Regions from separate parts of the Homo sapiens genome. Here region 1 is linked to region 2. The links are chromatin loops, found by intact Hi-C in ENCODE. Cell type or tissue: dorsolateral prefrontal cortex. All regions are shown on one strand. Links, peaks and the distances in the headings refer to the core of each region. The heading gives the core; the rest is flanking DNA.

The links. A loop is a pair of places that touch in the nucleus more often than their neighbours do. Peaks named below come from ENCODE experiments on the same cell type or tissue, not always from the same donor. Only the 100,000 strongest peaks of a DNase experiment are listed, where the experiment ranks them.
Region 1: a loop joins it to region 2, with 4 times the contacts of the local background. A loop is called at or near these places in 2 of 110 quality-filtered maps.

Annotation. Positions count from the first base shown.
Region 1 is chr9:121,522,740-121,538,624 of GRCh38, forward strand. LOC107987016 (a long non-coding RNA gene) reads right to left here. Exons shown (of 2, transcript XR_001746560.2): 2 at 5,909-7,180. Among named protein-coding and RNA genes, the nearest start is that of GGTA1, 31 kb to the left of the region's middle. In dorsolateral prefrontal cortex, for the core only: no CTCF peak of the experiment used is centred there; a DNase peak (open chromatin) is centred at 7,082.
Region 2 is chr9:121,572,892-121,588,776 of GRCh38, forward strand. It overlaps a transcript of DAB2IP not described here. Among named protein-coding and RNA genes, the nearest start is that of DAB2IP, 71 kb to the right of the region's middle. In dorsolateral prefrontal cortex, for the core only: no CTCF peak of the experiment used is centred there; DNase peaks (open chromatin) are centred at 4,560 and 9,070; H3K4me3 peaks cover 916 bases; H3K27ac peaks cover 1,412 bases.

The DNA of each region.
Region 1 (15,885 bases), core at 3,204-11,203, 52 kb before region 2:
ATCTCTCTGGAAAACTCTGATTAATGAAACAACTAAATGCAATATGGAATCCCAGAGTGGATCTTGGACTAGAACAGGATATTAGTGGAAAAATGTAGGTAACTATTGTATTATATCAATGTTCATTTTTTTTTTTGAGATGGACTTTTGCTCTTGTTGCCCAGTTTGGAGTGCAATGGCGTGATCTTGGCTCACTGCAACCTCTGCCTCCTGGGCTCAAGTGATTCACCTGCCTTAGCCTCCTGAGTAGCTGGGATTACAGGCATGTGCCACCACATCCCGCTAATTTTTGTATTTTTAGTAGAGATGGGGTTTCTCCATATTGGTCAGGCTGGTCTCAAACTCCCAACCTCAGGTGATCTGCCCACCTCAGCCTCTCAAAGTGCTGGGATTACAGGCATGAGCCACCACGCCCAGCCCATTTTCTGGTTTTAATCACTGTGCAACAATTATGTAAGATGTTAACATTAAGGCAAGCTGGTGAGGAGTGTACCTTTTTTTTTTTTTGAGATGGAGTCTCACTGTGTAGCCCAGGCTGGAGTGCAGTGGTGCAATCTCAGCTCACGGTAAACTCCACCTCTGTGGTTCAAGTGATTCTTCTGCCTCAGCCTCCTGGGCGTGCACCACCACGCCAGGCTAATTTTTGTATTTTTAGTAGAGATGGGGTGTCACCATATTGGCCAGGCTGGTCTTGAACTTCTGACCTCATGATCCACCCGCCTTGGCCTCCCAAAGTGCTGGGATTACAGGCGTGAGCCACTGTGCCCGGCCGAGTGTACATTTTTTGTAAATTTTCTGTAGGTAATTTACAAAAGAACATTTCAAAAGAAAACCTTTTTTTTATTTAAAACATTAAAAAAAATTTTTTTTATTTCCATAGGTTTTTGGGGAACAGGTGATATTTGGTTGCACAATAAGTTCTTTCGTGGTGATTCATGAGATTTTGGTGCACCCATCACCCAAGCAGTATACACTGAACCCAATTTGTAGTCTTTTATCTGTCACCTCCTTCCCACCCTTTCCCCTTGAGTCCCCAAAGTCTATTGTGTCATTCTTAAGCTTTGCATCCTCATAGTTTAGTTTCCACTTATGAGTGAGAATTTTTTTTTTTTTTTGAGATGGAGTCTCTCTCTCACCCAGGCTGGAGTGCAGTGGCGTGATCTCTGCTCACTGTAACTTCTGCCTCCTGGGTTTAAGCGATTCTCCTGCCTCAGCCATCCGAGCAGCTTGGATTACAGGCGCCCACCACCACACCCAGCTAATTTTTGTATTTTTAGTAGAGACGGGGTTCACCATGTTGGCCAGGCTGGTCTTGAACTCCTGACCTCAAGTGATTCACCCGCCTTGGCCTCCCAAAGTGCTGGGATTACAGGCGTGGGCCACCGCATCTGGCTGAGTGAGAATTTTTTTTTTAATTACTTGAGGTCAGGAGTTGTAGACCAGCCTGGCCAACATGGTGAAACCCTGTCTCTACTAAACATATAAAAATTAGCCAGGTATGGTAGCAGGTGCCTGTCATCCCAGCTATTTGGGAGGCTGAGGCAGGAGAATTGCTTGAACCCCAAGGCAGAGGCTTCAGTGAACCAAAATCATGCCACTGAATTCCAGCCTGGGTGACAGTGAGGCTGTCTCAAAAAAAAAAAAAAAAAAAAAAAAGATCACAGCTCACTGAAGCCCCGACCTTCCAGGCTCAAGCAATTCTCCTGCCTCAGCCTCCTGAGTAGCTGGGACTACAGGCATGCATCACCATGCCCAGCTAATTGTTTTTTATTATTTGTAGAGATGAGGTCTCGCTATGTGGCCCAGGCTGGTCTTGAACTCCTGGGCTCAAGAAATCCTCCCTCCTCAGCCTCCCAAAATGCTGGGATTACAGATATGAGCCACGGTGTCAGGCTGAAAACTGTTTTAGGGAGAGAGAAATGTATACGAATGTTCTTTGCAGTGTCATTTGCAACAGTGAAAAACTGAAAACAAGAAAAGTAGTCAGTAGTAACCAACAGATTGAACAAAGTGTAATCCTTTCATAGGATGGAATGCAATGGCACTATTTAAAAGAATGAGAAAGACCTGAATGTAGGAATATAAAAAGTTCTCTAAGATTTATTACTAGCAGGCAACATCAATATGCAGAATAGGAAGTATAGTTTGGACCCATTTCAAGCAAAATTTTAAAAAAGCATATACAGAATTTAAAAATATATATACGTGCTGACATGTGCATAAAGCTTTTTTTTTTCTGGGAAGAATCACAAGAAATTATCAACAGTGGGGAAAAGATAGTTGGGGGAAGAGACAGTTTTCATTATATAACTGTACTGTCTGCATTTTCCAATTTTATTTATGTATTTATTTTGTTTTTTCTTTTTTTGAGACAGCATCTCACTCTGTCATCCAGATTAAAGTGCAGTGACATGATCATTGCTCACTGCAGCCTCCACTTCCCAGGCTCAAGCGATCCTTCTACCTCAGCCTCCTGACTAGCTGGGACTACAGGCTCGTGCTACCATGCCCAGATAATTTTCGTGTTTTTTTGGTAGAAATGAGAGTCTCACTTTGTTGCCCAGGCTGGTCTTGAACTCCTGGGCTCAAGTGATCCTTTTGCCTTGGCCTCCCGAGGTGTTAGGATTACAGGTGTGAGCCACTGTACCCGGCTGGTTTTTTCTTTCAATGCTTTAAATATTTCACTCTCTTGTTGACATGATTTCTGACAAGCAGAAACACTAAAAATTATACAAATTATACAAAGAGTTCCCATGCACCCTTCACCCACATTGATGCTCCTTTACCTCTAGATGCCTCAGTCTGTATTTCCCCCAAAAAATAACCGCAGGCTAGTGACTAAATCAGGAAATTAAGGTCGATACAGTTCTGTTGTCTTCCACAGACCCTCATCATATTTTCCCTGAATTTACCCTCATCATATTTTCTCTGAATCACACCTTGGGTTAGTTATTGCTTCTCTTTAGTCTCCTCTAATCTGGACCACCACACCTGGCTATTTTTTGTTTGTTTGTTTTGAGATGGAGTTTCGTTCTTGTCGCCCAGGCTGGAGTGTAATGGCGCAGTCTTGGCTCACTGTAACCTCCGCCTCCCAGGTTCAAGCGATTCTCCTGCCTCAGCCTCCCAAGTAGCTGCGATTACAGGCACCCACCACCATGCCTGGCTAATTTTTTTGTATTTTTAGTAGAGATGGGGTTTCACCATGTTGGCCAGGCTGATCTTGAACTCCTAACCTCAGGTGATTCTGCCTGCCTCAGCCCCCCAAAGGGCTGCAATTACAGGAGTGAGCCACTGTGCCTTGGCCAACGCCCAGCTAATTTTTGTATTTTTTGTAGAGACAAGGTTTCACCATGTTGCCCAGGCTGGTCTTGAACTCCTAAGCTCAAGCGATCCACCTGCCTTGGCCTCCCAAAGTGCTAGGATTACAGGTGTGAGCCACTGCACCCAGGCTTTGATAGGACTCTTGATAAAGGTTGGCCAGGTTAGTCAGATGCCAAGAGGAGGGATTTTCAATAAGCAGACCTAGCAGGATTCCTGCTCCAATTGGATTCTGCAAGGACAGAAAGGGAAGCCCAAGAAAGTCCTAATCAAGCAGAGAACTCAGAGGAGCTTGACTAATATTTTGGTCAAAGGAGTGAGTCTTTGCCAATATAATCAGAGTTATTTCAAAATTTTTATCTGATAATTCCTTATTCTGTTTTATATCTGAGTCTGGTTCTGATGCCTGTTTTGCCTCTTCATGCCGTGTTTTTTTCTTGCCTTTTAGCAGACCTTGTGATTTGTTGTAGAAAGCCAGCCATCGAGTATCTGGTGGTAGGAACCCAGGTAATGAGGCTTTTAGTGTGAGGTTTCATGTTAATCTACTGAGGAGTCGGGCTGTCTGGAATGTTTCCTGCAGCTGTAGGTGCCACAGGCTTCAAATAAATTCCTCTAGTCCCTCCTTGTTGTTTTTCCTGTTGTCTTTGGTTTGCTAAGAATTCTTTTTTAAAATATTTTTTCATTAAAAAATGTTTTTGGCTGGGCACGGTGGCTCACACCTGTAATCCCAGCACTTTGGGAGGCCGGGGTGGGCAGATCACTTGAACCCAGGAGTTTGAGACCAGACTGACCAACAGGGTAAAACCCCATCTCTACTAAAAACACCAAAATTAGCTGGGCATGTGGTGGCGGCCTGTAATCCCAGCTACTCAGGAGGCAGGAGAATGGCTTGAACCTGGGAGGCAGAGGTTGCGGTAACTGATTGCACCACTGCACTCCACCTGGGCAACAGAGTGAGACTCTGTCTCAAAAAAACAAAAATAATAAAAGTAAACACTTTTTTTCAAGACAGGATCTTACTCTGTTGTCCAGGATGGAGTACAGTGATGCAGTCTCAGCTCACTGCAGCCTCCACCTCCTGGGCTCAAGCCATCTTCCCACCTCAGTCTCCTGAGTAGCTGGGACCACAGGTGTGCCCCGGCATGTACCAGCTGGGACCACAGGTGTGCACTGGCTAATTTTTTAATATTTTGTAGAGATGGGTCTTGCCATGTTGCTATGCATTCCAGGCTGGTCTTGAATTCCTAGGCTCAAATGATCCTCCATCTCAGCCTCCCAAAGTGCTGGTGATGGCAGTGGTGGCCTGTCTAGAGAAACCGCTGTCGTGACACTGGCTACAGTGGGTGAGGTGCGGCCGGCGCTGCATACTCCATGGAGCCAGTGGGGGCTGGGGGCTGGGGGCTGGGAGCAGACAGGAGCCCCACCCTTCCAGGCGCAGCGGCAGCTGCCCAATCCGTGGCTGTGGACCCAGGCATTTCTGTACTCTCGGGGGCCTGGGAAGACACCCCCTTCCCCCGCAGGCTTGGAAGTTCCTGCTCCCGTTGCCTGGCCTCTCCTTGATCTTGGAGTGAGGTTGGGGCTGAGCCCAGGCGCTGTCACAGCCCGGCCGGGTGTGGGTACACTTGGTGCAGTGCTGACACACAAGCCGCCTGCCACCTCAGCCCCTTCCAGACTTTGAACACCGATGAGCAGGGGAGGGAGGCCAAGGAGGAGCTGAGGGTTCGTACCCTTCCTCGGAGGGAAGGAAGTGTGCACCAATTGGTCCATGAGCGGCCATGAGTGGGCCTAGAAAAAGCACCACAAGTTCCCACTCCTTTCCATGGGACTGGCAGCCCAGCCCCCAGGCTTCAGGCCCTCCCTGGCTTGAAGGTGGGGCCTCACCAGGGACCTGCCTTCTCCCACCCAGGAGCCTGTCTGCCTCCTGCTGCCATTCATGGCGCCCAGTCTGTTCATGCCAAGGGGCCTGTAATCCTAACACTTTGGGAGGCTGAGACGGGCAGGTCACCTGAGGTCAGGAGTTTGAGACCAGCCTGGCCAACATGGTGAAACCCGGTCTCTACCAAAAATACAAAAAATTAGCCAGGCATGGTGGTGGGCACCTGTAACCCCAGCTACTCAGGAGGCTGAGGCAGGAGAATCGCTTGAACCTGGGAGGTGGAGGTTGTAGTGAGCCGAGATTGTGCCACTGTACTCCAGCCTGAGCAACAAGAGTGAAACTCCGTCTCAAAAAAAAAAATTTTTTTTTAAATTTTCCTTTTCAAAAATTTATAATTTTGTTTAAAAAAGACCAAGGTCTCTGTCACCCAGGCTGGAATGCAATGGCGTGATCATAGCTTACTACAGCCTTGGATTTCTGGGCTCAAGAGATCTTCCTGCCTCAAGAAAATTTTTTTTAAACATTATTTTTCTTTTCAAGAATTTATACCTTTTTTTTAAAAAAAAAACCAAGGTCTCACTCTGTCACTCAGATTGGAGTGCAATGGTGTAATCACAGCTCACTGCAGCCTCAAACTCCTGGGCGCAAGGAATCCTCCCTCCTCAGCTTCCCAAGTAGCTAGAACCCCAGCCACATACCACCACACCCACCATGTCCAACTAAGTTTTTATTTTTTGTAGAGATAGGACCTTGCTATATTGCCCAGGCTGTTCTCAAATTCCTGGCCTCAAGTGATCCTCCCACCTTGGCCTCCCAAAGTGCTAGGATTACAGGCATGAGCTACCTGCTGGTAGATCACTTCTGGTTGCTGTTATCTGTAAACTAAGAGGTTTCTGCCCTGGAGGCATTTGCAGTCTGGAGGGGGAGATAGAGGGTAAACCTGTAATCCTGTCTGTAAGTAAATGCTACAAATTGCAAGAGGTGCTGAGAGGTGCCACAAGAAAGTCTCCAGGGGAACCTTGAGGCAGAGAGAGGGTCTTGGCTGGCAGCAGTGACTGCTCAGTGGGTGTCTGCAGAAGGTTCAGGCAGAGAGGAAGGGTGGAGGGGCCAACATTGAGAAGCCAGGAAGCCTCAGACTTTCCAACTCCCTGGCCAGAGCATGGCCCTCTGGCCTTTATATTATCCCTGTTCAGTCATTCTCACCCTTAGCTTCATTTGACAACTCTGCTGCATCCACTTGGGTGGTTGAGTTGGAGCCATTTTCACCAGGCAGATGCTGTCTGGGCTGGATGACTGTCCTCCTCTCTGAATAAAGTTGCTTGGGCCTGGTTGGTGATTCTAGGAGAAGAAACCTACAAACAGTGTTCTGATCACAGGTCCTGCTGCCACCAGCCTCAAGAAAGGTAAGTGATGATCAGAGCCAGAGTCCTGTTTGCTGCTAGATATCCTTGTGTGTGTGAATCACTCTCCTTGATCGCACACCCTGTGTGATAAGCATTATTATCCCCATTTTACAGACAAGAAAACTGAGGCAGCTAGAAAGGGCAGCAATTCAGACTCAAGTGTCCTAACTTTAGGTCTGAGCTCCACCCCCAACACTCCCACCAAGGTCACCAATGCTGACCCAATGTGACAAAGCCATGCGTCCTGTGGCCTCAGCTGCCGGCATCTGTCCCAGATGTACACACAGATGCTGTTGGTGATTTAATGGCAGGCCCATTGGAAATTTGGCTTGGAGCCTCCATTGTCTCTGCATTTTGTAACCTGGTCCTGGGCAGGGGGCTGGCGGTGGAGGCCACTTTTCGTGGGAACTCAGGCAAGGAGGAAGTGTGAATCGTCAGACCGGGACCCAGGCCAGGAGAGTGAGAAGAAAGCTGGGGCCTTTGCCAAGGCCCAGGGCCCTCGGGAGCTTCCAGCTGGATGGGGCCTTGTGGGCTGAGCCAGATGTGAACCAGGAACGGCACAGAGTTGCTGGCGACTCATTGACTGCAGGGGAGAGAGACAATGAGTAAGCTGACATGACGGTCCAGAGGGTGGAGTTGCCATCCAGGCACACAGGGGCCTCCCTTCACCCAGGAGAGCAGCTGATCCATTTTGAGGGAGCAGAGAGGAATCTTAGAGGAGGGACTCCTAGTGTGTCCTGACACCCAAGAGATGAACAAAGATGGACTGGGGGAGAAGGGAGAATGGCCTTTCTGGTGGAGGAAACAGCAGGAATAAAGGGCATATCAATGAGGAAATGTCTAACCCATTTGGGGAGCTTCTTTTTATTTTTTTAATTTTTGAGACAGGGTCTTGTTCTGTCTCCTAGGCTGGAGTGCAATGGCACAATCTTGGCTTACTGCAGCCTCAACCTCCTGGGCTCAGATGATCCTCCTACCTCAGCCTCCTGAGTAGCTGTGACTATAGGCTTGTGCTACCATGCCCGGATTTTTTTTTTTTTTTTTTAAGATGGAGTCTCGGCCGGGCATGGTGGCTCATGCCTGTAATCCCAGCACTTTGGGAGGCTGAGGAGGGCAGATCACGAGGTCAGGAGTTTGAGACCAGCCTGGCCAACATGGGGAAACCCCGTCTCTACTAAAGATACAAAAAAATTAGCTGGGCGTGGTGTTGCACATCTGTAATCCCAGCTACTTGGGAGGCTGGGGCAGGAGAATCACTTGAACCCAGGAGGTAGAGGTTGCAGTGAGCTGAGATCATGCCATTGCACTCCAGCCTGGGCGACAGGGCGAGACTCCATCTTAAAAAAAAAAAAAAATGGAGTGTCACTTTGTCACCCAGGCTAGAGTGCAGTGGCACAGTCTTGGCTCACTGCAACCTCCACCTCTTGAGTTCAAGCGATTCTGCTGCCTCAGCCACCCGAGTAGCTGGGATTATCGGCTCGCACCACCACACTCAGCCAATTTTTGTATTTTTAGTAGAGACAGGGTTTCACCATGTTAGCCAGGCTGGTCTCAAACTCCTGACCTCAAGTGATCCACCTGCCTAAGCCTCCCAAAGTTCTGGGATTACAGATGTGAGCCATCGTGCCCAGCCTAATTTTTTTATTTTTTGTAGATACAGGGTCTCACCATGTTGCCCAGTCTGGTCTCGAACTCCTGGGCTCAAGCAATCCTTCTGCCTCAGCCCCCAAGTGCTGGGATTACAGGCGTGAGCTAACGTGCCCAGCCTAGGGAGTTTCATGTAGTCCAGTCTGTCCCAAATTTTACATGTGGAAAACAATGTGGCAAGTAATAAGTTTGGAGATATGGAAAGAGTGCAGGGAGTGGGAGGCCCCGATGCCAAATACTGCATGGGACGTACTCATACTAAAAAAAAAAAAAAAAAAAAAAAAAGGATTTCGTATTTATCTGAAATTCAAATTTAAGTGGACATCCTCTATCTTTATTTGCTGAATCTGACAACTCCAGCCTAGGGCCAATTTGGACCAAATTCCTAGGTAGTGGAAGTCATCAGAGGCTTTTTATTTTACTTTTTATTATTATTTATTTATTTGTTTGTTTTTTTGAGACTGAGTCTCACTCTGTTGCCCAGGCTGGAGTGCAGTGGCATGATCTCTGCTCCCTGCAACCTCTACCTCGGGGTTCAAGAGATTCTGCTGCCTCAGCCCCCCGAGTAGCTAGGATTACAAGCACCTGCCACCATCCCTGGCTAATTTTTGTACTTTTAGTAGAGATAGGGTTTCATCATGTTGGCCAGGCTGGTCTCAAACTCCTGACCTCAGGTGCTTCACCCACCTCAGCCTCCCAAAGTGCTGGGATTACAGGTGTGAGCCACTGCATTTGGCCCCAGTGGCTTTCAGAAGGGAGGTGACAGGATGAGATTTGCGTCTGAGCAGATGGTCAGCAGCAGGACTGAGGGGCAGGACCCAAGCGGGGGAGACCAGCTGGGAGACTGAGGCTGGGCTGAGAGACAGGCTGTGTGGAGGAAGAGTGGGTGGACTGGTCGGGATTTATTAAAGAGGTAAAGGCAGGCCGGGCGCGGTGGCTCACACCTGTAATCCTAGCACTTTGGGAGGCTGAGTGGGTGGATCACCTGAGGTCGGGAGTTTGAGACCAGCTTGGTCAACAAGTTGAAAACCCATTCTCTACGAAAAATACAAAAATTAGCTGGGCGTGGTGCTGGGCACCTGTAATCCCAGCTACTTGGGAGGCTGAGGCAGGAGAATTGCTTGAACCTGGGAGGCAGAGGTTGCAGTGAGCCGAGATTGCACCACTGCACGCCAGCCTGGGCGACAGAGCAAGACTCTGTCTCAAAAAAAAAAAAAAAAAAAAAGGTAAAGGCAGTGAGTCTTGGCAATTAATTGGGTGTGGAAATAGAAAATGGGCAGTCAAGTTTGACATCCAAGTTTCTGGGCCACTAGACAAATGGTGATAACTATTTTCTTTTTTTTCTTTTTTTCCTTTTTTTTTTTTTTTTTTTTTGAGATGGAGTCTCGCTCTGTCGCCCAGGCTGGAGTGCAGTGGCGCGATCTCAGCTCACTGCAAGCTCTGCCTCCTGGGTTCATGCCATTCTCCTGCCTCAGCCTCCCAAGTAGCTGGGACTACAGGCACCTGCCACCAGGCCTGGCTAATTTTTTGTATTTTTTTTTTAGTAGAGACAGGGTTTCACCATGTTAGCTAGGATGGTCTCGATCTCCTGACCTTGTGCTCCGCCCATCTCAGCCTCCCAAAGTGCTGGGATTACAGGTGTGAGCCACCACACCCGGCCTCTTTTTTCTTTTACTTTTTTTTTTTGAGATGGAGTCTTGCTCTGTCACCCAGGCTGGAGTGCAGTAGCACAATCTTGGCTCACTGCAATCTCTGTCTCCTGAGTTCAAACAATTCTCCTGCCTCAGCCTTTCGAGTAGCTGGGATTACAAGTATGTACCACAATGCCCGCCGAAGTTTTTTGTATTTTTAGTAGAGACGGGGTTTCACCGTGTTGGCTGGGCTGGTCTCGAACTCCTGACCTCAAGCGATCCGCCCACCTTGGCCTCCCAAAGTGCTGGGATTACAGGTGTAAGCCACTGCTCCTGGCTGGTGGTGACCACTTCTGAGCTAGAAGTACAGGAGGAGAGGCAGGTTTGGGAGGAAGGAGAAGCAGGGTCTAGCTTCCGTCGTGTGGATCTGAACAGCCTGAGGCCATCCAAGAAGAGATGTCTGGGGACAGCTGGAGATGTAGGTCTGGAATTCAGGTGAGAGGTCAGAGCTGGAGGTTGACATTTGGAAAAGATCAGCCTTTGGAGTGAAATTGAAACCATGGGAATGGATGAACACACTCAGGGAGAGGGTGCAGGGTGAGAAAGGAAGGGAACCAGAACAGACCCCTGAGAATAGTCATGGTTTCGAAGAAGCAGAAGGAAGAGAAGCCAGCACACTGGAAGCAGAGACAGAGACCAAAGAGGTAGGAGAAAGGCAGGAGGGGTCTTTGGGACAAAATATTCCCCCGGCAGATAAAACAGGAGAGCACTGAAAGAAGGAGAGTGAGTTTGACGGTGTCAAGTGCTACCAAGATATCAAATAATACGGAGAAAAAACATAGTCTATTGGATCCAGCTACTGGGGACCTGATAAGGGAAGTTTCAGCGGAGTGGTGAGGGCAGAGGCCAGATTAGAAGGGTGAGCGGGGAGTGGAGGCAAATCTACTCTGGTCATGAGCCGCTTAAACATGGTGGATTGGCCATAGGCATGCATCTGCTTTCCCTCCTCAGACACCACTAACCTGACAGTAAAGGAATAATCTAAGCTGACCTATGATGACAAAGAAGCTGGGAGAGGAGGCATCTGCCAAGTAAAGATTCCAACCAACCTTTGGAAGATGGCATGCTAACAGAGAAGTACCAAGGTCACCAGTGGTTATGACCCAAAGTGCCCATGGAGGAGACACCAAGGCCAATTTGTCCTGAAACATCCCCGAGAGGTCCAAGTCTTGGAGGGAACAGGGTGCAGCTGGAAGTCTGAACATGGAGGAGTTGTCTCCCAAGCCTTCTCCCTATCCCATGCAGCCAGATGACTAAACCCACAGGCCTAAAAACAGCATTTTCTTCCTGGAGGAATTGAACTCAAAAGGCCCCAGACTTGTTCAGACCAGGCACAGCAGAGAACAAGACTGCAAACGGGGATTAGGGATACGCATTCTGAATGGCAGGATTCCAGACTTTTTTCCTTCACCTGCTCCCAGAATGCCAACAGCCCGGGGTGTCTCCTCCATGCCCTACCCCAAGCAAGAGATTGGAGGACTTTTCTTTCTTTCTTTCTTTTTTCTTTTTGAGACAGAGTTTCACTCTTGTTGCCCAGGCTGGAGTGCAATGGCGCGATCTCGGCTCACCGCAATCTTCGCCTCCTGGGTTCAAGCGATTCTCCTGCTTCAGCCTCCTGAGTGGCTGGGATTACAGGCATGCACCACCACACCCAGCTAATTTTGTATTTTTAGAAGAGACGGGGTTTCTCCATGTTGGTCAGGGTGGTCTCGAACTCCCAACCTCAGGTAATCTGCCCACCTTGGTCTCCCAAAGTGCTGGGATTACAGGCATGAGCCACTGTGCCCAGCCTGAGATTGGAGGACTTTTCTTTTTAAGCTGCTAAGTCCCAAAGAATATGCTTTCTGCTGATGGTATGATGAGAGCTCTGCACACACTTCAATCACCTTTCAGTGAAACCCAACTGTGAGAATCGAGCTTCCAATCACCTTTTTAAAGTTCCTTTCACGTTAGTGTTTTTTAAGAGACAACTAGAATTTCTTTTTTCCTTGTTTGGTTTTTGTTTGTTTGTTTGTTTTAGACAACTAGAATTTCTAAAAAGAATCAAATGAGGCTGGGCGTGGTGGCTCATGCCTATAATCCCAGCACTTTGAGAGGCTGAAGTGGGCGGATCACTTGAGGTCAGGAGTTAGTTGGAGACCAGTCTGGCCAACATGGCGAAAACCTGTCTGTATCAAAAAGAACCCACAAAAATTAGTCAGGCATGGTGGCGGTCGCCTGTAATTCCAGCTACTCAGGAGGCTGAGGCAGGAGAATCACTTGAACCAGGGAGGGAGAGATTGTAGTGAGTCAAGATCGTGTCATCGCACTCCAGCCTGGGTGACAGAACGAGACTCTGTCTCAAAAAAAAAAAAAAAAAAAAAGAAAGAAAGAATCAAATGAATATTCTAAAACTAAAAAATTACATGCTGAAAATAAGCATCCAAGGCCAGGCGTGGTGGCTCATGCCTGTAATCCCAGCACTTTGGGAGGCCGCGGTGGATGGATCACCTGAGGTCGGGAGTTCAAGACCAGCCTGGCCAACATGGTGAAACCTTGTCTCTACAAAAATACAAAAATTAGCCAGGCGTGGTGGCGGGTGCCTGTAATGCCAGCTACTTGGGAGGCTAAGGCGGAAGAACCACTTGAACCTGGGAGGTTGCAGTGAGCCAAGATTGTGCCATTGCACTCCAGCCTGGGCGACAGAGTGAGACTCTGTCTCAAAACAAAACAAAAAAAAAAGAGGAGAGAAAGAAAATAAGCACTCCATAGATGGGTTTCACAGAAGATTGGAAACAAGTAAAGCCAGGACTAGCATACTGAAAGATGGGTGTGATTAAAACTATCCAAACTGAAGCATAGAAAAAAAAAGTAAAAATAAAACATAAAAGAGCATAAGACATAAATACAACACACATGAAAGATCTAACATAATATAAATATGGTTTGAGAAAGAGAAAATTAGGAAGAAGCAATATGTTAAGAGATAAAGACCAAAACTTTTCTGAATCTAACAAAAGACATCATACTATAAATTCAATAAGCTCAGCAAACCCAAAACAAAATATAGACAAACGAGCTACATTAGAGTACATCAGAATAAGATAGTCAGAAACCAAAGGCAACGAGAAAATTTTAAAAGCACCATAGGACAGCCAGGTGCAGTGGCTCACACCTAGGATTACAGAATCCTAGCACTTTGGGAGGCTGAGGCAGGAGGATTGCTTGAGTCCAGGAGTTCAAGACCAGCCAGGGTAACACAGCAAGACCTCATCTCTACTAAAAATTAAAACAATGAGCCAGGCATAGTGGCGTGAGCCTGTGATCCCAGCTACTTGGGAGGCTGAGGTGGGAGGATCGCTTGAGCCTTGGAAGTTGAGGCTGCAGTGAGCTGTGATTGTGCCACTGCACTCCAGCCTTGACAACGGAGAGAGCCCCTGTTTCAAATAGAAGTAAAGTACCACAGGAAAGATGTATTTCCTTGAATATTTACCCTCACCCTCATCCCTAGAAATAGCAGCTGTTATCTACTTTTTTTTGTTTGTTTTTGAGACAGTTTTGCTCTGTCTCCTAGGCTGGAGTGGAATGGCGTGATCTCAGCTCACTGCAACCTCTGCCTCCCAGGTACAAGTTATTCTCATGCCTCAGCCTCCCAAGTAGCTTGGATCACAGGCATCTGCCACCACGCCCGGCTAATTTTTTTTTTTTTTTTTTTAGCAGAGACAGCATTTCACCATGTTGGCCAGGCTGGTCTCGAACTCCTGACCTCAAGTGATCCTCCCACCTCAGCATCCCAAAGTGCTGGGATTACAGGTGTGAGTCACTGCACCCAGCCTTTACTTTGTTATTTTTAAATTCCTTCAAGTCCTCCCTTACCTCCTTAGTGGTTAACTACCATGTTTCCTTTTCTCTTTTTAAAAAATTTTCTTTGAGAGAGTCTCACTCTGTTGCCAGGCTGGAGTGCAGTGGTGTGATCATGGTTCACTGCAGCCAGGACCTCCCGGGCCCAAGCGATCCTCCCACCTCAGTCCCCCAAGTAGCTGGCACTACAAGCATGGACCACCACGCCTGGCTAATTAAAAAAAAATTTTTTTTTTTTTGAGATGGAGTCTTGCTCTGTTGCCCAGGCTGCAGTGCAGTGGCAAGATCTCAGTCCACCTCCCAGGTTCAAGCAATTCTCCTGCCACAGCCTCCCAAGTAGCTGGAACTACAGGCACGCGCCACCATGCCCAGCTAATTTTTGTATTTTCAGTAGAGACAGGGTTTTACTATGTTGGCCAGGCTGGTCTCGAACTCATGACCTTGTGATCCGCCCACCTCAGCCTCCCAAAGTGCTGGGATTATAGGCGTAAGCTACCTCGCCTGGCCAAAAGATAGAAGAATTTTTTTTTTTTTGGTGGAGTCTCACTCTGTTGTCCAGGCTGGAGTGCAATGGCACAATCTCGGCTCACTGCAACCTCTGTCTCCTGGGTTCAAGCGATTCTCCTGCCTCAGCTTCCCGAGTAGCTGGGATTACAGGCGCCTGCCACCACGCCCAACTAATTTTTGAATTTTTAGTAGAGACGAGGTTTCATCATGCTGCCCAGGCTGGTCTTGAACTCCCCACCTCAGGTGATCCTCCCACCTTGGCATCCCAAAGTGCTGGGATTCCAGGCATGAGCCACTGCACTCGGCCAAAAAAAAAAAATGTTTGTTTTGTCAAGTCGAGATCTCCCCATGTTGCACAGTCTGTTCTTGGCTCAAGCGATCCTTCCTCCTTGGCTTCCCAAAGTGCTGGGCTTACAGGCATTAGCCACCACATTTGGCCAAGTCCAAGCTTTCAACCACACCAGCAGATACAAAATAAGGTTTTCAGGTTCTGTCTGCTGTTCTTTCTACGGAGGCTCACTGCTGGGGACAAATTGGGCTCCCGGCAAAGAGCCCCTCCCACTGACTTCCTCTTCTGGGAGAAGAAAAACAAGAAGGGCAATGAAAAGTGGGACAAGCTGCAGCTATTCCTACCATCTCTTCCCACCCACTGAATCTCACCACAGAACAAGCAGCTGCAAGAGAAAAGGACTGGCCTTGTCTCTCAGGGGTCGGTCCTGCAGAGGGTGGGCTCACGATGCCAAGGGAGAAATATGGTGGTAACAGCATGGACCGGACCTGGGTTGGGCTCCAGGCACTGGCTTTTATTTTATTTTATCTCATTTTTTTTGAGATGGAGTTTCGCTCTTGTTGCCCAGGCTGGAGTGCAATGGTGCCATCTCGGCTCACTGCAACCTCCGCCTCCCGGGTTCAAGCAATTCTCCTGCCTCAGCCTCCTGAGTAGCTGGGATTACAGGCATGCGCCACCATGTCCAGCTAATTTTGTATTTTTAGTAGAGACAGGGTTTCTCCATGTTAGTCAGGGTAGTCTCAAACTCCTGACCTCGGGTGATCCGCCCGCCTCGGCCTCCCAAAGTGCTGGGATTACAGTTGTGAGCCACCACACCTGGCCTGATACTGGCCTTTTAAAGGGCAAAGCCATCCAATCCTCCAGGAAAACATGGGGAAGGAGAGTTCCAACATTTCCTGAGCACCTCCATGTCCGGCACTGAGCACATTCCATCTTTTCTCTCTCTCGCTCCTGACATTGACCTAGAAGGCCTGTCTGACATTAATTTGCCCCGGAGGCCTGAGGATGGTGTCAGCCTGCAGACTGCTGCTGTTCCTCAGCTCTCTTCTGCCCTGCTCGCCTCCCTCTATAGTCCTCAAGGCCCATCTGCAACCACTATCCCATCCATACCTGAGGTTGCCCTGGCTCTGACACTTGCATGACATTTGGGAGCTGCTCTAATGCCACCTTCTGGCTGGTACTAGAAAGATGAGGACCTGGCCAGGCACAGTGGCTCACATCTGTAATCCCAGAACTTTGGCAGGCCGAGGGGAGCGGATCACCTGAGGTCGGGAGTTTGAGACCAGCCTGGCCAACATGGTGAAACCCTGTCTC
Region 2 (15,885 bases), core at 4,556-12,555:
TTTCTTCCTGATGACAACCAGCATGGGCATCTACCTCAGGGTTGTTGGCAGATCCCAGCAGAGAAGCAGGTGGATGTGAGTTTGTAAACTTCCCAATGCTACTGCTGTAATAACTGTTTGGTAAGCACCTACTCCATGCCAGGATCCAAAGACACTTTATCTACACTGTCTTCTGTTTTGGTTTGTTTGTTTGTTTGTTTTTGAGATGGAGTTTCGCTCTTGTTGCCCAGGCTGGAGTGCAATGGCGCAATCTCGGCTCACTCCAACCTCTGCCTCCTGGGTTTAAGCGATTCTCCTGCCTCAACCTCCCAAGTAGCTGGGATTACAGGCATGCGTCACCAAGCCTGGCTAATTTTGAATTTTTTGGTAGAGGCGGGGTTTCGCCATGTTGGTCAAGCTGGTCTCGAACTTCTGACCTCAGGTGATCCACCCGCCTTGGCCTCCCAAACTGCTAGGATTACAGGCGTGAGCCACCGTGCCCAGCATTTTTTTGTTTTGTTTTTTGTTTTTTGAGATAGAGTCTCACTCTGTCGCCCAGTTTAGAGTGCAGTAGCATGATCTTGGCTCACTGCAACCTCCACCTCCTGGGTTCAAGCAATTCTCCTGCCTCAGCCTCCTGAGTAGCTGGGACTACAGGCGCGCAACACCAGGCCCGGCTAATTTTTCTGTTTTTGTAGAGATGGGGTTTTGCCATGTGAGCAGGCTGGTCTTGAACTCCTGACCTCAGGTAATCTGCCCACCTTGGCCTCCCAAAATGCTGGGATTAGAGGTGTGAGCCACTGCATCTGGCCTACATTGTCTTCTGAATCCTTGCAATACACCTGGTGGGTTGCAGTTAGCCTTATTTTCCAGATGAGAAAATTGAGGCCCAAGGAGGTTACGTGACTGGCCCTGATCACGCAGTGAGTGCACTGATTTGAACCCAGCTTTCTCCAGCTACAAAGCCTGATATCTTTATTTTGCTGCAGTCCTGAAAGCCATTGTGTGCCAAAGCTGCCACCTGGAGGCCCCTCCCTGTGCCTGTGGAAAATCCTCTCTCCCGGGGAGCGTTCACTGAAGCAGCTCAGAGATGTGGCAGGAGCCATGTCAGCTCAGCTGGCCAAGGCGAGAGGCAGACTCAGCTGTGGGACAGGGATGGTCTAAAGAGAAGACAATTTGAGGCCAAAATAGCCTAATGTCATCAGGGGGCCTGATATCATGACTCCCTGGGCCTTCCTTTGAGAGGCAGAGGGATTAGCTTCAACTGGTGACAGATAGATAATAATTGTAAAAAATAACAGCTATGTGTCCAGCCACTGGCCTCCCATCCATCGTCTCGCTTCCCCTGCTTAGGCCTGCCCTCCCTCTGAGGCCTCCTCCTGGCTCTGCCACTCAGCTCACTCAGCAGGTGCCAGCCAAAGACCTGGGCTCTCATCGAGCCTCCATTTCCCCATCTGTGAAACTGACACCAGCCTAGCCTGCCTGGAATGGGGAAGGGACGCCAGAATCTAGATCCCTTCCATCTTGTTCGAGGGCTCTGTCCTAGACCAGGCTGCCTGGGCCTCAGAAAAATGAAGGAAGAGAAGCCACATTCATACCTGGAGCCCTTCTATAAGTGAAAAAATTAGGCCAAGGATGCAGAGCTGGGGTCCTATTTATGAGCATTTACTGTGTGCCTGGCTCACTGCTAAATGTTCTCCACTGACTCCTCACAGAGGAAGGAACAACCCCACAGCTCAGAGGAGAAAATCAAGGCTTAGAAGGGCCCTGCCACACAGCGAGTGAGGAACACTTGTGATTCAAACCCAGGACTCCCAAGATCCTGTGAGCTTTCTCCACTTTGGGCTGCTCCCACCACCCCACTGGGTCTCCTGGCCCCCAATCCAGGGCCCTTTCCCATGCCCAGGGGGGCCTCGGTTCTGCTGGCCAGCCATGCGGGGGGCTTCTGAACTTGCCCAGCTGGGCAGCTGGATGAGTGGTAGAGCCACACGCCCCCTCCCCTTGCCCTGAGACTCTGGGAAGAGGCGCAATCAGGAGGAACAGACAATAAAGAACAAAGAGGCCAGCTCGGGAGGGGCTTAGGTCATTTCCACACACAAGCCTGAGCAGCTGGCCTCATAACAAGGTCAGGGGCTGAGGCTGCAGTGGGGGTTGGCTGGTGAGGAGGGAGCCCCTGTGCCTGGAGCAGGGCGGGGAAGAGCCAGGATAAAGCTCAAGAGAGAAGAGTTGGTTTCCCCAGAGAGAGGGACAGGGAAAGGGAGGGAGCACCTATGTGCATAGGACGCGGACATTTCACTTCCCATAGGCTCCTGGAGAGCCCCTCCTGAACTGTACTTAACACCCCCAGGCCTGGGCTTCTATCTGCTGCGCCTCCGTGTGACCTGTGAGCCAGGCCAGTTGATTCTCAGAGCCTCGGAGGGATGGGGACAGCAGCAGCCACCGCGCAGGGCTCCTCTCTTGTGAGGACCAAGCAGGATAGATCCTTCCTTCTTCTGTGGTCCTGGACAGCCACTGCCTCAGGCTGGCTCCTCCGCCACGGGACCTGGTGCAGAGTCAAAGATCTTTAAGTCAATCTGTAGCATGATCCGGGTCCCCTAAGCTTTCCTACCACCGAATGTGTTTCTTGGTATATTGTTCAATTCCCGTTTTACAGAGGAAGAAACTGACACACTCGCTTGAGTATCGGTCCTTCAAGTAATGTGGCCTGACTCATGCTCAGGTTGCTGGATGGCTGCCACAGCCCTCCTTATTCCAAAGAGGCAGGTGGACCCCACACATCAGGCCCAGTGTGTCCCCAGCTTCCCCTCACTGGCCTCCCTGGGCTGACTGCAGGATATCCAGAGTCTAGCCTTCTGCTCCCACTGCCCCGTCTGTTCCTTCTGCTGGGTGGATACGCCCTGGGCTGCTTAGCCCACCCTGGGCCTTCCAAAGCCAGAGCTGTGGTCCTCCCAGCTGGGATTCCTCCCAAGGTCTCAACTCTGGAAGCCCAGGGAGGCTGGAACAAATAGCAAATGGCCAAGGTGTAGGGAGACCCAAGGGGAAGGGTCTCTTGAGGTCCTCCTGTCCATTCTCTGTTACATCATGGGAAGATGGAGGTCAGAGAAGATGAAACCAGGCCCACTTACGGTCCATGCTACCTCCTAAGAGGTCCAGAGATCCACCCCGACTCTCCGTCTCCAGCCCCCACTTCAGGCCAGGCCTCACCTTGGACACCTGCACAGCTGCCTTGCCTCTTCCTGGGGCTGTCCATCTCTACCTGCCCCCCAACTCATCCTTCGTGCACAGCCAGAAGGGGCCACTCATAGGCATTCAAAAAACTTCACAGGGCCCACCGCTGCAGCAGGATAAAATCCAAACTCATTAACAGAGCTTAATGCCGTTCATGGTCTGACCCTGCAGATACACTTCTGCTCTCATCTCCAAGCCACACCCCACTTTCTTGCCACTCCCATCATCATGAATTAATTTCTGCCTTGAATCTGCCTCTCTCTCTCCCTTACCTTTGCACTTGCTCTTACCGCTGCCTGAAACACTCTTTCATCTTAGCCTTCCCTACTACCCCTCCAGCCCGGTCAATCCTGCCCATCCTGAAGTCTCAGCTCAGGTCACCTCCTCCAGGAAGCCTTCCCTGACTAGCTTGTTTGGGCTGCCTAGGCTCCCTGGGCTTTCTGCTATCCCACTGCACTTTGATGAGTAAAGTCCATTTGCTTTACTGTTTGTCCCCATCTCTGGGCTGTGAGCTGCTTGGTGAGCCACAGTGAAAACTTGGAGGGGAGGCTGGGTGGGTAAAGAAAGAAGTCAGGATAACCCTGATCTCTGGCCTGTGTGGCAGGAGATGTTGGTGTCCACACTGACATGGGGACCTGGGTGGAAGGGCAGATTCTGGGGGGGGAGGGGAAACGATGTTCTGGGCTTGCTGTGTCTGAAGGGCCTGCAGGGCCATCCAGTGGCTATCTCTAGAGAAGTTGGTGACGGTCACCTTTGAGAGAGGCCTGGATTCCAGAAGGGAGGGAGGGGAGCTGCTGGGGCCTTCCCAGCGTGTGTCAGAACCACTCCCTTTCCCAGGCTTGCAGAAGCCCTCACTCAACTGCCCAACCAGGGTCCTGTCACCTCCCCCAGGAAGCCAGCCTGGCCCTGACAAAGCAGTGCTCTGTTCTCCCCCTTGACCATTACTCGCCTCTGGTCTGAGGACATCTCTCGGGCTCTGCCTTAGAACTCTTCAAGGTGGGAGCCACATCCCTCCATGTCTTGTAGACTCCGCATCGCCCAGCACAGGGACAGACACAGAGAAGAAGCTGCATGGACAAGGAGCCCTGCCCCTTCCCCTGGACACAGCCCCAGCCAGTGGGATTCTGGGGAAAAGAAAACACAAGCCTGAGGAGCTTTGGGTCAGATTGTCTCGGGAGAGTGGGGGAAGAGGCGGGTGGAGTGGGGGTGGATTTCTGTCCAATCTGGAAGCCTGTGCTGGATGGCCGGATCGCCAGCACCCCAGGCTCGAAGCGTTCCAGCCGGTGACCTACATTCCCAGGGCGCCTCTGTGTGTGCGCACACGGGCAGGCGTGCGTGAGTGCAGGAGCTCCACGGTGTGTCTGCCAGTGGGCCTCTGTCTCGGCAGGCTGTCTCCTCAGGAGCCCGTGAGTGAGCACGTGAGGGCGTGGGGGGCCCACACTCCTGCTCTGGGGTTCCACAGACTGCACCAGAAAGAGTTGGTCTGTGCCCTAGAAAAGCCACAGCCAGGGACTGCAGGGACTGACATGGCTGGGGGTGGCTGTCCCACCCGCAGCCCTGCCCAAGACCCTCTCTCTCTCCTCCCATGCTCTCTCTGTGACAAATGGCCTCACACTGCTCTTTGCTAATGGTGGGGTGTTAGGCATGGAAAATGGAGGGCACAGCTCTTAGGTGGCGGTGGAGGGCGGGGACCTCAAACAACAGCCCGAGGCAGCCAGATGGCAACCAGAGGTCAGTAGGGTGGGTGGCTCAGCAGAGGGAGCAGGCACCAGGCTCTAGGCCCTGCAGCCTGAGGTCAGGGCGTCACTCAGGGGTCCTTGGGGGCTGTCCCGGGTCAGGATCCTCCTGCCTCCAGGCGGGGGTAGAGGTGGAGATCTCTCCCTCCTGGGAAGGCCTGTGCTTGACTGAGAAGCTAAGCTGACTCTATGGCCCTGAAGCCAGGGCACCAGGGAATCTGGGGGGTGGGTGCCCTGCTCAGAGACCCTTTAGTCTCTCCTTTGCCAGTTCTGTGGCGGGTGGGGTAGGGGTGGCTGTCCCCCAAACCCTTCTGAGCCTCTTCTTTCAGACTTGGTCCCTGACAGCAGGGAGGGGATGGGTAGTCCTTTCAGAGACTCTCTCTGGGTCTATCTCTGTCTCTTTCTGTCTCTCTATCTCTGTTCCTATCTCTCTCAGTCCTTCTGTCTCAGTCATCTCTATATATCTCTCTGTATCTCTGCCTCTCTCTCTCTCTTTCTCCCTCCTGCTGGGCTCCCCCTGCTCCCCTCTTCCCTCCTCTCCCCCTAGTGACTCCTGCAAAGCTCCCCTTCCCCAGCAGAATGGGGAACACAGACTTGGCTGAGGGCCTACCGTGCCCGGCAGCAAGAGAAAAGTGAGGCTCGAGCCCCCGACAGCTTCTCCGTGGCCCTTCCAAGCCCCGGGGGATTTTTGCTTCAGTTCTCCTCTCCCTCCGTCAATTCCCCAGCTGAGGCCAACCTTGGTCCCTGGGCTCTGCACCTCCTGCCCACCCTCCTGCCTGTATGAGGACCCCCCCATCGACCTCCCTTGCTGGCCCTTTCTCCGGCCCTGCAACGGGCCCAAGTCTCTCCCATCCCATCCTCACTGCCTCATCCTCTCCGGCCTATGTCTTTTTTTTTTTTTTTTTTTTTTTTTTTTTTTTTTTTGAGACGAAGTCTTGCTCTGTCACCCAGGCTGGAGTGCAGAGGCACGATCTTGGCTCACTGCAACCTCCACCTCCCAGGTTCAAGCTATTCTCCTGCCTCAGCCTCCCGAGTAGCTGGGATTCCCAGCCCATGTCCTTCTGATCTCTGCTTCCCCACTGGCATTGTGCAACTCAACACCACTCCCTGCCCCAAAGCTGCTCTGAACGGGCCCACCAGTGGAATACCAACTGCAGAATCCAGGGCTTTCTCTTGGGGCACCATCTTACCAGTCCTCTCGGGTGAGGCTCTGGTTGGGGGTAGGTCAGGGCAGGGTCCCTGGAGCCCCGCACCATCAGATCTCTGCCCCTTACCAGGGGAAATGATGTAACTTCTCTGAATCTCAGTTTTCCCACCTGTGAGATGGGATGGTTACCCTGGTACTCCTGTCACAGGTTATTGAGAGGAGTAACACTGTTCATGCTTATTTAAAAAATTCTGAGAACTGATCTAGCAGAGAATGAGGCCTCAGTTGATCTTGGCTGTAGTTATAATCATTTGTGTTTGCCATTGCTTGAATCTCTCTCCTACCCCCCCACCCTGAGGACCCCACAGTCTCCTCTCCTGGGTTTCCTCTCGCCTGTCTCTTCATCCCCTCTCGGTCTTTCCTGTAGGCTCCCAGCTAAGCCACCAGGTGACCAGGCCAGGCCCTCTGCAGTCCCCACCATCCCTCCTCACATCTGTGTGTCCTCACACCCCTGCCCACTGCAGGACCAAGTCCACCTCTGCCACCCACACCTTTGCCAGCCCCTACCTGGACCTTCTGCCTTGCCGGTACCACCCAGACCAGGGGACCTCCCTAACATAGGCTCAATACCCTCCTCCTCTGTGCACCTGACCGGTTCTGCTCAGGGCTCTGGGGGCAGCCCTGTCACACCTTATGGCCTTGTCCATCGATCTGTCAGTCCACATGCCTGTCTCTGCCACACACCTTGGAGCTTCATCTCTGTGGCCCTGGCACTTTCTGCTGCATATTTGTTGAATGAATAATGAATGAACGAATGACTTGATGCAAATCAAAGTACTTTGCAAGCTATAAAGCGCTCCTCCAATCAATGCCACACACAGTGGGGTATTAAGGAGCACTCAAAGCCTCCTGCAGGACTTGGCCTCACCTTGCCCACTGCACCTGGGTCGGGGGAAGGAAACCTCAATCTTCCAGAAAGTTCTAATCCTTCATCTGCCTCAGGATCATTCTGGGTAGGAACGATGCCCAGCCTCGCCCTAGAGATTTGGATTCAGTTTAGTCTAAAGGAGGCCTGGGCAATGGAATGTATAAACCCCTCCTCCTTTTTTCCCTCCTCCCCTGCCCCACCAGGTGACTCTAAGGGGCAGCTGCTGGAATTGGAGGAGGATTGTTGGAGCCCTGGTCTTTGCTCCCTGCCCAGGTTCACTTCTTTTAATTTGTGCCTTCTCTGTGCTAGCTCCATGCTGGGTGCTAGAGGGGAAGCACGCACCCAGGGAAGCATGAGGCTGGGTCTCTGCTTTAGGGAAGAGCTTAGAACAGGCACTCAAGGCTACAGTGACATCCCAGGGTGGAGAGACCTCTAGGGGTAGGTGGGAAGGAGAAGATGCTGACCTTAAAGATAACCAGAGACCTAAGGCCAGGTACAGTGGCTCGTGCCTGCTATTCTAGCACTTTTGAGAGGCCAAAGGAGGAGGATCGCTTGAGATTAGGAGACCAGCCTGGGCAACACAGGGAGAGCCCATCTCTAAAAACAAAGCCAAACAAAATACGGAGGTTGGCCTGGTGGATGGAGGTAGTGAACAGGCAGAGGGAACCACAGGGGAAAGGCCTGGAGTTGAGAACTACAGAGTAGCCCATCTAAGAACTTTTTTTTTTTTTCTGAGATGGAGTCTCGCTCTGTTGCCCAGGCTGGAGTCCAGTGGCGCAATCTCAGCTCACTGCAAGCTCCGCCTCTCAGGTTCACGCCATTCTCCTGCCTCAGCCTCCTGAGTAGCTGGGACTACAGGCGCCAACCACCACGCCCAGCTAATTTTTTTGTATTTTTAGTAGAGACGGGGTTTCACCGTGTTAGCCAGGATGGTCTCAATCTCCTGACCTCGTGATCCACCCACCTTGGCCTCCCCAAGTGCTGGGATTACAGGCGTGAGCCACCGCGCCTGGCCGCCCATCTAAGAACTTTGAGTGATTCAGTGAGGCTGTACCCCAAAATCCAGGTGCGCAGGCCTGGAGAGGTCAGCTGGGCTGGGGTAGCGGCCTCAAATGCCGGGATCAGGAGATTGGGCTTTACCTTGCACTGGGAGGAGCCATGAATAGTTTCAGGCAGGGGAGGAACAGGGTTGTGCTGGGTCTTCCTGGAATTGCTAAGACCCAAACCACCCCTGAGGCAGCTCAGGTGAGGCTGGGTGGCTGCCCACCTCTGGGAGCTCACAATCCCAGCAGGAGAAGCCTAGCCCAAGGAGGGAGGCCAAGAAGACCCAGAGCCAAGGGGGTAGTGGGGTTCCTGGACTGGCTACCTTCGCCAGACCTGCTCAGCCTCCAGTTCCCTGTTTAGTGGCATTAAAGGTTTCCGTCCCCCAATGTCCTTGGCAGCCCAGTGCATGCTCAACTTGTGGGGGAGCAGGAGGAGGGCAGCTCTGACTATCTTCCTTGCACCTTGCATCTTCAGGAGGGGAGCTAGTCAGACTCTTAGGGAACAAGAGAAAGAGAAGGGAAGGTGCATGAGCATTTTGTGCCAGAGCTCATAGAACTCTGGCTGGAAAACGTAGCCCCATTTTACAGGGGAGGAAACTGAGGCACACAGAGATTTGTGATTTGTCCCTGGTTGTACTACCAGGAAGTGACAGAGTCAGGATTTGAACTCTGGTCCTGCTGGCTTCAAAGCCTGCGTGCTTCCCACTGTGTGCATCCCTGCTCTGAGTCTGCACTGAGCAGCCCACGTGCCTAGTCCTGCTCCAGGGAGAGGCAGGAGAGGCTGTGTGAGAGCTACAAGGAGGCTGGGGTCTCTGCTCACCTCAGCAGTCCCAGTAAAGTAGGCAGGAACCATGGGAGAGATTCGAGCAGAGGAGGGACAGGTCCAAAGCTGCAGCCAGAAATCGCCTGTGCTCCAGCCCCTGTCCCCAGCCCCTCAATGCCAACTCCCCATCCTTCAGCTGACCCCGGGCTCATTAAGTGCTAGGAAACGCCACCAGCAGCGGGTGCAGGGCTGAGGGCCAAGCTGCCGGCTGGAACAAAAGAGCTTGTGTTTGGGGATAGGACCTCCCCCTCCTTCACCACGGTTGGGGGCCGTGGGGGGAAGTGAGGACAGTCATCTGGGGCCAAGAGGGGCTGCAGGGCTGGGGAAGGGGCTTGTCAGAGCCCGGATTCAGATAGAAAGGGCTGAAAGGGGGTTGGAAGCTAATGTGCCTGAGCGTCTCAGCACAAACGGGCCATTTTCAGCGGGCCCAGAAATCAAAACATCCCGGCTGGGGGAGAGCAAGCTTTGAACTTTTCCTGACTCGTGGTCCTGGGGGTGAAGAGGTCAGGGACTGCCTTGAGGTGGGGGCCAGGCCAGGGTGGGATGAGCAGCCGGCAGCCCAAAGCCCCCTTCCTTCTGTCCCCATGCTGAGTCTCAGAGGGAACCAGGGCTGCTCAGAGCATTCAGAGGAGGGTGCGGGCTGTGGGGGGTGAGAAGGAAGGGAAGCCCCATTTTCACTGTCTCCTCACTCCCAACTGTGGGCAGCCAGGTGTGCTTCTACATTGCAGGTCTGGCCCCACATCCCCTGCTGCAGACCTCCACTGGCGCCCCCGTGACTCTCAGGATCTGTTCCCAGCTCTGGAACAGGCTCTCCGGACCCCTGGCCACTGGCACCCTGGGCAGCTTACCTCGTCCCACTCCTGATAGCCCCCCAATGACCACTTTATGCTTCAGCCAAATCTAGCTGTTGACAGCTCCTCAAACGCTTGGGCTGGCTAAGCCTCTACAGTTTCCATGACTCTCTTCTGAGCCGGAAACACCTGCCTCCTCCCTACGTGCATTCATTCCCACCCCCGAAACGGGACAAACTCCTACTCACATGCTAGTGCCCTTTTGCTCACCACTGCCTCCAGAAGCCTTCCCAGCCCCTGTGAATGAGTTCTTAGTGCAATGGTGGCCACAGTCACTGCAGGATGCAGCTGTCTCCAGGTGAAGGCTCTGCCCTGCGGGCAGCCCTCATGTGTGTCTCATTCCCCTGTAGCCTTAGGCTTGGGACAGAAAGCTTGAGACCAGTAACCAGCGAGCATTTGTTGAAAGAAGGAGAAGGGGAAGGAGAAGGAGCCACGAAAACAGAACAAAACAAAACATAATTTTAGAAAACGGAGAAGCTGGCCGGCCGCGGTGGCTCACCCCTTAATCCCAACACTTTGGGAGGCCAAGGTGGGTGGATCACTTAAGGTCAGCAGTTCAAAACCAGCCTGGCCAACATGGCGAAACCCCGTCTTTACATAAAATACAAAAAAATTAGTCGAGCGTGGTGGCAGGCGTCTGTGGTGTCCCAGCAACTTGGGAGGCTGAGGCAAGAGAATTGCTTGAACCTGGGAAATGGATTTTGCAGTGAGTTGAGATCACACCGCTGCACTCCAGCCTGGGCAACTGAGTGAGACTCTGTTTAAAAAACAAAAAAGAAAAGGGAGAGGCCAAGAAAGAGAAAACAAATGGGTAACAGGGGTAGGGGAGGAGCCGGCTCTTCTGGCCACTGAGGAACGTGCCAGAACAGACAGACTGCACACCCTGAGCATCAGAGCAATACTATTTCTCTGTGGTGAGACCCCTGGACAGCTCAGTGCCCCAGAGGCAGGGTCCTGGGCACAGGCTGGCTTTGCTGGCAGGCCCCTCTACAGTTTAGCCAACAAGGCGGGGCAGCTGTTGGGGGGGATGGGTGGGGGGTCCCAGGTGGGCATTTAGCTGCCCGCATAGCACTTCGGCATCACCTGCCATCCGTGGATCCCAGATTCCTGTCTCTAAGAGCCCCAAGAGCCTATAGGCTCTGTCTAGGCCAGTGGTTTTCCCGTTGTGTCCAAGGAGAAGCTCAGAAGTTGGCGTGTAGGAGACACTTCCTTCCTTGAACCCAGCTTGGACTAGAGCAGCTCACCAGATCCAATAGAATACAAACATTGACGTCAGGCGTGGTGGCTCATGCCTGTAATCCCAGCACTTTGGGAGGCTGAGGTGGGAGGATCACAAGGTCAAGAGTTTGAGACCAGCCTGGCCAACATGGTGAAACCCTGTCTCTACTAAAAATACAAAAAATAGCCAGGCGTGGTGGTGCACGCCTGTAATCCCAGCTACTCGGGAGGCTGAGACAGGAGAATCACTTGAACCTGGTCCTGTGGAGGTTGCAGTGAGTTGAGATCGTGCCATTGCACTCCAGCCTGGGCGACGGAGTGAGACTCTGTTCAAAATAAATAAATAAATAAAAACTTTTTTGAGATAGATTACAGGTGTGAGCCACCACGCCCAGCCTCAAAATAATAATCATAATAATAATACAAATGTTGGGCTTGCCTGAAAATTTTCATTTAAATGACGGTTCTGGATCACTTGAGCCCAGGAATTTGAGGCTGCAGTGAATTATAATGTGATCACGCCACTGCACTCTAGACAGGGCAACAGAGCAAGACCCTGTCTCTACAAAAAAAAAAAAGTAAATAAAATGGGAGTTCCATGGCTCAAGTAGTTTAAAGAACACTGGTCTAACCTCTTCCCCTTGTAAAGACTAGAAGACAAGGCCTAGGGACAAACAGGTTTCATCCCAAGTGCCCAGGGAGGACAGGGTGACAGAGCTACCTCTAGCTCCTGGCCCCTCCTGCTGGACCACACAGCCCTCTGTTGAAAGTATAAACATATGACGGAATGATCAGGAATCTGAAAGTAGGTTTTGTTGGGTAACAGGGAATAGCAACAAAGGACACTTAGTTTCTGGGGCAAAGGGTGGGAAGTAGAGAAGAGGACCAAAGTGGGAAGCGGGGCGCAGAGTGGCTGGAGGGGGATTTGTGGGAGGACAATCACCGTGCACTTAGTTAATTAATGATAGCTAGGCTGCTGCCAAAGCCATTCAAAACCATGCCGTAAATTTCCCAGCTTTGGACAAGGCAGCACTAGGTTTATTTTTATTTATTTTTACTTACTTTTAGAGGTGGGGTCTTTCTGCATTTCCCCAGCTGGAGTGCAGTAGCTATTCACAGGCACGATCCTAGCCAACTACAGCCTTCAACTCCAGGCCTCAAGCTGTCCTCCTGCCTCAGTCTGCTGAGTAGCTTGGACTACAGGCGCGTGCCACTGTGCCCAGCAGCACTAGGTTTAGAATCAGAATCTCAGGGTTCAAGTCCCAACTCCTCCATTTATCTACTCACTGCATTGAACTTGGCCAAATCAATGACCTCTTGAGACTCAGTTTCTTCCTCAATAAAATGCGGCCAACAACACCTCTGTCCCAGAATGGCGAGGGGTCAATGAGAGCACAGAGTCGAGGCTGAACAATTCCTGGTGGGTTCAGGATTCTTCCTTGCATAGGAACTTGGGGAAGGTTCAAATCCCAGCTCTGTCCCTTACTAGATAGATTTGTGATTTGAGGCAAGTTTCTTAACCTCTCTGCCTCAGTTTTCTCATCTGCAAAATGAGGATAATAGTAGCATCCACCTCCCTCACAGGATGTAATGAGTTGATACGGATTAAAGCACTTAGAACAGGGCTGCACGAGGGTTTGTTATCATTATTTGGACTCTATTAATAACTGCAAAGATTAGGTCTTGCCAAGGAGAGATGGTAGAAATGGAATAAAAGAGTGCACAAGATTGGCTGGGCGCGGTGGCTCACGCCTATAATCCCAGCACTTTGGGAGGCCAAGGCAGACAGATCGCTTTGAGCTCAGGAGTTCGAGACCAGCCAGGGCAGCAAGATCCCTGTCTCTACAAAAAAATACAAAAATTAGCCAGACATGTGGTGCATACCTGATGTCCCAGCTACTCAGGAAGCTGAGGCTGGAGGATCACATGAGACCAGGAAGCAGAGGTTGCAGTGAGCTGAGATCGTGCCACTGGACTCCAGCCTGGGTGAGGGTTAGGGATTTAAAAAAAAAAATAGAATGGGTTAATGAATGAATGTAAGAAAAATTAGGGTTCTACCAGGAACCCTAATTACGGATCTAACTTGACCCGATCCTAACCCATCAGTGGCTTCCAGTCATTCCTCTGGGCTGGGAGCCCACCCTGGCTCCCTGTCGCTGGGCCTCTCCCTGCATTTTTCTGCACACACGTAGAGGTAGGCTACCATTTCGCCCCTAGATGACTTTGGGTGATAAAGAAGTAACTTCAGCCTCCTTGAATTGAATCTTCTATCCAGAACATGTAACAAACCTGGAAATTGGAATTGCCCTAAAGCTGATTATTCTGGGAGGGCACCTCCTGGCATTAAAACTAAATTAGATCAAGGTACCTCTGTTATTAGCAAAATAATTCCCTATGATTACCGAACACAGCCATGAATCCTGATGGCAGATGAACTTCAGGTGACTTACTTGAGACAAATAACTGTGCGAAAATCACAGGCTCATCGAATCACTTCTCTATAGCGTTGCAGTTGGGTAATTATGCTAATAGTTATAAGAAATCATCCTTTGTGGTCTAGGATTGGGAGGGCTTGAGACGGAAACGTAAGTGGCAGATATTACCTGCTTCCAGTTGGAGAGACTGGGTCCAAAATGGGCCCCTTGCAGGGAGCTGCAAGGGAGCTGGTTTGTCCCCTGTCTACAGGGGAGAAACCTGTTATGCAGCCTGAATTGCAGTGGCCTGGCACCTTGGGAGGCTGAGGCAGGCAGATTACTTGAGCCCAGGAGTTCGAGACCAGCTTGGGCAACACAGCAAGACTCCCTTCTTTACAAAAAAATACCAAAATTAGCCAGGCAAGGTGGTGTATACCTTCAGTCCCAGCTACTTGGGAGTCTGAGGTGGGAGGATCGCTTTAGCCTGGGAGGTGGAGGCTGTAGTGAGCCATGATTGTACCACTGCACTCCAGCCTGGGTGACAAAGTAAAAAAAAAAAAAATTGCAGTGACCTCATTAAGCATCCCTTTTCAGATCATCTTAATACAGGAAATTGAATTTGTCCAAGTTCCACTGTTGGGCATGGTAATTCCAAGAAGCAAGTTAAACTGTAAAAGCTCAGGACCTCTGAGTCAATTTGATTCAGCAAACATGACTCTGTGCCCACTGGGTGCCAGGCAGTGATCTAGGCACAGGCAGCGGGGGTGTCAGCATTCAAGGGTGTTTCTGATGCTTTCTTAACAGTCTCTTGTCCCCTCAGTAACCTGACGAAAAAGACAATATTGTGCCCATTTTAGAGACAAGGAAATGAAGGCTCGGAGAAGCGAACTGGTGCTACTGCTGATAATCAGTGGAGATGACTACTTCCATCCACCCACAGGGAATGTAGATCTGGGAGGCTTCCTGGAAGAGCGGATTTGGGAAAGTGCAGTGTAGGCAGAGGAAACAGCTTGAGGAAAAAACCCGGAGGCAGGGGATTAAAGTAGGGGTTCAAGAATGGGGTTGAGGCCAGGTGCAGTGGCTCATGCCTATAAATCCCAGCACTCTGGGAGGCTGAGGCGGGCAGATTGCTTGAGCCCAGGAGTTCAAGACCAGCCTGACCAACATGATGAAATCCTGACTCTACTGAAGAGACAAAAATTAGCCAGGCGTAGTGGCACATGCCTGTAGTTCCAGCTACTTGGGAGGCTGAGGTGAGAGAATCACCTGAGCCTGGGAGGTTGAGGTTGCAGTGAGCCAAGATCTCATTACTGCACTCCAGTCTGAGCAATCAGAGTGAGATCCTGTCTCGAAAAGAAAAAAAAAAAAAAAAGAATAGGGTTGAGAGGGTAGCCGAAGGTCAAGAAACAGAGGGCCTCAAATGACCAATTGAGGGTTTGGACAATGGGGAGCCACCAGAGGTGGTTGAGTAAAGGAGGAGTAAGATGGAACCTGAGAATGCCTGGGTGAGAGTGTGGGAGACCCACTGGTAGATAAGGCTGCTTACAGGGAGGGGGCCAAAAGGGGATAAAAAATGGGTAGTTTTTTCAGTATAAGTGTGTCCCAAATATTGCATAGGATATACTTACACTAAAAAAAATTCATTGTTTATATACAATTTACATTTACCTGGCATCTTGTATTTCATCTGGCAATCCTACCCCCATCTCCTCACATCAGTGCCTAGCTGGGTTCTCTGCCCATGATGACTTTCCCTTGTGGGCACACAGCCTGGTAAACTCCTATCCATGCGTTGAAGCCCTGAACTCCTTACCACTGCTGTGGCAATAATTATCATGCACTACGGTGATTACTTTCTTAGGTAATTGTTTTACTATCTACCCATCCCCTTAGCGGCAAACCTTACTTCTGGCTGCATAGGGAAAAAAAGGTCAAGACCGTGAGTCCTTCCATTTCCTGACCTCCTCCCCACCCCAAGTTGCTTCCAACTTCTGCTTCTGTCTCAAGAAGAGCCGGCCTCTCCATCCCTCCTGTGACCTTGCCTGATCCCTTCAGATCAGGCACCTCTTGAGATCAGTACACCTCTCTCACTGGCAGCCCCAAAATCAGACATTCTGCTGGGTCATTCCCACCAGCTGGGCACCTAGCGAGTGCTTCCCGTCCTCCTCATCCCAACTGGGGTTCCCCAGGAGCAGGCTCTGAGAGGTATTCATGCATAGGAGATCCATCAAGGGCTGCTCTCTGGCTCAACACCTGTGGAAGGGAAGGGAAGGGAAGGGGGAAAGGGGAAGGGTGAAGGGGGAAGGGGGAAGGGTGAAGGGGGAAGGGAAGGGGGAAGGGGGAATGGGGAAGAGGGAAGGGAAGGGAAGGGAAGGGAAGGGAAGGAAAGAGAAGGGAGCAGGACTGGGCAGGAGGAGGAACTGAGCTTCCATGCAGTCAGTGCAAGCCTCAGCCCACCCTACACCTGGAGCTGGGATGCCCCTTCAGAGTCATCCTGAGCTGTGCCAAACTTTTATGA